Regions from separate parts of the Homo sapiens genome. Here region 1 is linked to region 2. A link is a loop called in an ENCODE intact Hi-C map of the cell type or tissue named here. Cell type or tissue: natural killer cell. All regions are shown on one strand.

What was found. Hi-C counts contacts between places; a loop is a spot of excess contacts. Peaks named below come from ENCODE experiments on the same cell type or tissue, not always from the same donor. Only the 100,000 strongest peaks of a DNase experiment are listed, where the experiment ranks them.
Region 1: it touches region 2 in a loop (7-fold over the local background); 2 of 110 quality-filtered maps call a loop at or near these places.

The regions. Positions count from the first base shown.
Region 1 is chr12:31,931,191-31,933,690 of GRCh38, reverse strand. No RefSeq gene overlaps it. Among named protein-coding and RNA genes, the nearest start is that of RESF1, 27 kb to the left of the region's middle. In natural killer cell, no CTCF peak of the experiment used is centred here; a DNase peak (open chromatin) is centred at 1,230; H3K27ac peaks cover 966 bases.
Region 2 is chr12:31,721,939-31,724,438 of GRCh38, reverse strand. All of the region lies in intron 1 of AMN1 (antagonist of mitotic exit network 1 homolog), which reads left to right. It overlaps LOC105369722 (a long non-coding RNA gene), which reads right to left and starts at 650. Exons shown (of 3, transcript XR_931497.3): 1 at 522-650. In natural killer cell, no CTCF peak of the experiment used is centred here; DNase peaks (open chromatin) are centred at 768, 1,108 and 2,158; H3K27ac peaks cover 1,710 bases.

The sequences.
Region 1 (2,500 bases), 210 kb before region 2:
AGACTAAAGTAGCCAGGGTTATAAGTAATACAAAAGTGTGATGGCTTTGTACTCTGTCGACTTAGATAAATTCAAACTAAGTGTCCCAGCTTCCTTCCCTGAATGATTCTGAGTTGCAGTTGACCACAGAAGAAACATGAACAAGTTTTAGAAGCCACAAGTGAAGCATCTGCCATTTTCTTTGTGCTGAAAGTAAGGCTATAGTGGCAGGCGTTATTGCAGTGAGGCGTTATTGTTGCTGATTCCCTAGCTGGCCTTGCTGGGGTGGGGCAGGGTGGCATTATGATGTATATTGGTTTTCATCCATGGTCCCTGCCTTGGTACAGTCTTGTTGTAATATGGGGTGTGTCAGACCTCGGAGGCGGGCCTTTGAGCTTCTCTTGCCCTCCTTTCACCTGCCTCAAGGCAGGACACTAATGTTTCCCTCCTTTCTGATTGTGGGTCTTAAGACCCTTGTACACCCTGGGGGAAGAAATGCTGACATCATGAAGCTTCCATAAAAACCCAAGAGGGTCCGGGCTCAGTGGCTCATGCCTGTAATCCCAGCACTTTGGGAGGCCGAGGCAGGCGGATCATTTGAGGTCAGGAGTTCGAGACCAGCCTGGCCAACATGGTGAGACCCTGTCTCTACTAAAAATACAAAAATTAGCCGGATGTCATGGTGCGTGCCTGTAATCCCAGGTACTTGAGAGGCTGAGGCAGGAGAATCACTTGAACCCCGGAGACGAAGGCTGCAGCAAGCCGAGATCATGCCACTGCACTCCAGCCTGGGCGACAGAGTGAGACTCCATCTCAACAAAACAAAACAAAACAAACGAACAAAAAATCCAAGAGGACTGGATTCAGGGAGCTTCTGTATAGCAAACACGCGGACATTCCTGGAGGATGGTGCACCTAGGGAGGGTGTGGAAGCTCTATGCCCCTTCCCCCAAACCTCACCCTACACATCTCTTCATCTATATCCTTTGCAATATCCTCTATAATAAACAGGTAAACATCAGTAAGTGTTTCCCTGAGTTCTGTGAGCCACTCCAGCAAATTAATTGAACCCAAAGAGGGGGTCATGGGAACCTCAACTTGAAGCCAGTCAGAAGTTCCAGAGGCGCAGGCTTGTGATTGGTTTGTGTGAGGGGGCAGTCTTGGGTACTGAGCCCTCAACCTGTAGCATCTGACACTATCTCTGGGTAGATAGCATCAGAATTAGAGGGTACCCACATGCTCTTCACAGCTTGGTATGTGAGAAAAAAAAACCACACAACACATGGCCACAGAAGTCTTCTGTGTTGATTGTTGAGGTGTGAGAGTAGGGGAAAAACACAGTTAGGGAGAGTTTTCCCTACACGGTGGTATCCACGGCCCCTCAAGCTCCTACCATATCTCCTCCTTCAGCTTTTCTTAGACCTGGGCCAGGTGATTGGGTGGTTCTGTGGCAGAGGGCAACAGCTTCTCCTGCAGGTCGCCCAATGTCATTGCTTGTCCTTGTGATTTCTAGTCTATCCATATGGATCCCAAGTCTTGCTCTTCCCTACTTTACATTCAGCCTTCCTGACTGCCAGCCTGGGTGACTTCAGACCCTACACAACCCACAACCCAAGGCGACAGCCTTGTGTAGACCTCTCCAACAGCTCCCACAACTGTCTATACTCTAATCCCTATGATAAATCCTCATAATCTCTATCGTAAACCATACTCTGTTACTCATAGTGTTTATGTTTCTCTGGTCAAACTGACTGATAGTAGGAGTCCATATACTTATGAAATAAACATCTGAAGAGGAATACAAAATTTTGTGCCATGTGCCAGGCATTTTGCTAAGTGTGCCTTATCTCACTTGATCTTCACCAGAACACCATTGTACAGGTGAAGACATTGAGCTCGAAGAGATGAATACATTTTCCCAAGGGCACATTGCTAGACTATGGAAAGCTGTGCAGTCAAGAGAATTTCTACTTATAAACTCTGTGCCATCTTGTAACCACCCAGTGGGTTCACCTTGCTCGCTGCCTCGACAGTCTCACTCTGTCGCCCAGGCTGGAGTGCAGTGGCATGATCTCAACTCATTGCAACCTCCATCTCCCAGGTTCAAGTGATCCTCTCATATAAGCCTCCCAAGTAGCTGGGACCACAGGTGCACACCACCACACCCCACTAATTTTTGTGTTTTCAGTAGAGACAGGGTTTCGCCATGTTGCCCAGGCTCCTAAGCTCAAGCGATCCACCTGTGTCAGCCTCCCAAAGTGCTGGGATTATAGGCATGAGCCATGGCGCCCAGCCTGAGAAAGAATTATTCATGAAGACCTGGCTGTGTGGGAAATCAGAGTTTTATTATTACTCAAATCAGTCTCCCCAAGCATTCGAGTATTTGGTGATCAGAGTTTTGTTTTTTATTTTTTATTTTTTTTTTGAGATGGAGTCTCACTTTGTTGCCCAGGCTGAAGTGCAGTGGCACGATCTCGGCTCACTGCAATCTCTGCCTCCCAGGTTCAAGCAATTCTTCTGA
Region 2 (2,500 bases):
TCTGCCCAGGATGTGAATTCTGCCTTCGTTCAGCATATCCATGCTGTCCATTTAGTAGCCTTCTTGGTTATCAGAGCTATTGTCGCAGGGCTACTGCATTCACATAACCCTGATATTACTTAACAATTGCACCAGAGCACAAGAGTACTGATGCTGGCATATTGTTACATGTATTTTTTATTTTTCCACCCAATCCTTGTAGATGTTGTTATAACTGTTCTATTTTATTGTTGTTGTTGTTCATCTCTTACTGTGCCTAATTTATATATTAAACTTTACCACAGGTATGTCTGCATAGTAAATGCAGGGTGTATATATAGGATTTAGGATTCAGTACTATCCATGATTTCAGGTGTCCACAGGGAGTCTTAGAATGTTTTTCCCATGGATAAAGGGGATCTGCTATATAACAGGAGTGATTGTCAGTCACTTCAAATGCTTTACTTTTCTCTAATCCCCTACTCACAGAGGTCATGTGCAAGAGGAACAAGAGCATTTTTATAAAGTTTACACAGACTTACCTTGTTTCCTTGCTTGACTGGTGTGGGTCACTGTAGGGGTACTTGGTGAGCAGTATCCTCAACCAAGTGGTAGTTATCTTTGTTATCTAGGGCAGGAGTTGGTAACCTTTCTGTGAAGGGCCAGAGAGTAATATTTTCAGCTTTGTAGGCTACACACCCTCTGACACAGTTACTCAGCTCTGCCATTGTAGAACACAAGCAGCCACAGACAACACATAAAGAAATGGCAGCAGCCTGAGGATGATAAGGGGTGTGAAACATCTGTTGAATACCTTGACTATCGGCTCATTGTTGAGCAACCTTTGCAGTAAAAGACCTATCATTGTCAGAGTGAAAGTGGTCTGCTTTGGGAGGCCGAGGCGGGTGGATCACGAGGTCAGGAGATCGAGACCATCCTGGCTAACATGGTGAAACCCTGTCTCTACTAAAAATACAAAAACTTAGCCGGGCATAGTGGCGGGCGCCTGTAGTCTCAGCTACTCAGGAGGCTGAGGCAGGAGAATGGTGTGAACCCAGGAGGCGGAGCTTGCAGTGAGCCGAGATCGCAGTGGTCTGGAAAACCAAAAACATAACACACTTTGATCAGTGTGGCTGGAGTTGGTTGATCAGACTGAAACCATGAAACCATAACCTGAAAAAATGTCAACAACTGTAACACATTAACAATAGCCCCAGGGGTGGTGTGTGTGTGCGTGTGTGTTTGTGTGTGTGTCAGTCAAAGGCAGTGTTCCAATAAAATTTGATTTCTTTCTTGTTTTTTGAGACGAGGTCTCACTCTGTTGCCCAGGCTGGAGTGCAGTGGCCCGATCTCAGCTCACTGCAACCTCTGCCTCCCAGGTTCAAGTGATTCTCCTGCCTCAGCCTCCCAAGTAGCTGGGATTACAGGCATGCACTACCACACCTGGCTAATTTTTTGTATTTTTAGTAGAGACAGGGTCTCACCAGCTTGGCCAGCCTGGTCTTGAGCTCCTGACTTCAGGTGATCTGCTTGCCTCAGCCTCCCAAAGTTCTGGGATTACAGGTGTGAGCCACCGTGCCAGGCGTAAAACTTGATTTCTGAAAACTAGCAGCTGGCTACATTTGTCCCACAGGTCATAGTTTGCTGACCCCTGATCCAGGTTTCAGTACAACAAGAGAATCCAGGTGGCTGAACCAGAATTAAGTTTGAATTTCCTAAGTTCCCTTTTGCCAGACTGCCACCCAGAGAGTGTACCAACCAGGCTGACTTGGAGTCATTGTTTGGAGAAAGAAAGCTGCATATCATGCCCAGGAATTGTCAGAGTGGAATCCCAGAATATCAGACTAAGTCTAGCAAACCCTCCCCTTTTCATCCTGATCATTATATAGGAGGTGGCTAGGAGACTATGAACCCTTTCAGGGTGCCTTTTTTGTGACCAAACTACCTTACTAAGATGCATGGACCAGGAGAGTGTGAAGGAGGTAGAGTCAGAAATTTCTTTTAGTGGATTTTTTAAAAGTCCGTTTTACTTCTTGTTGGAGCCAACACCCTAAGGATGATAAGGGGTGTGAAATATCCGTTGAATACCTTGACTTATTGGCTCATTGTTGAGCAACCTCTGCGCAGTAAAAGACATATCATTGTCAGAGTGAAAGTGGTCTGGAAAACCAAAAACATAACACATTTTGATCAGTGTGACTGGCGTTGGTTGAACAGACTGGAACAATGAAACCATAACCCGAAAAAATGTCAACAACTGTAACACATTAACAATAGCCCCAGGTGTGTGTGTGTGTGTGTGTGTGTGTGTGTGTGTGTGTGTGTGTGTCAAAGGCCTGATATAGTCAACTTGTCAGAAGTAAGAGGGACCACACACCATAAAATACGGTCTATTTCACTGAGACAAAACAGGCTGACTTTTGAAAGGAAGCACAAGACCAGCATGCAATGGTAGCGTCAGATACATGTAATCTTTACTCTGTTCCTAGGCCATGATGGCAGATAATGTTGCTATGTGCAG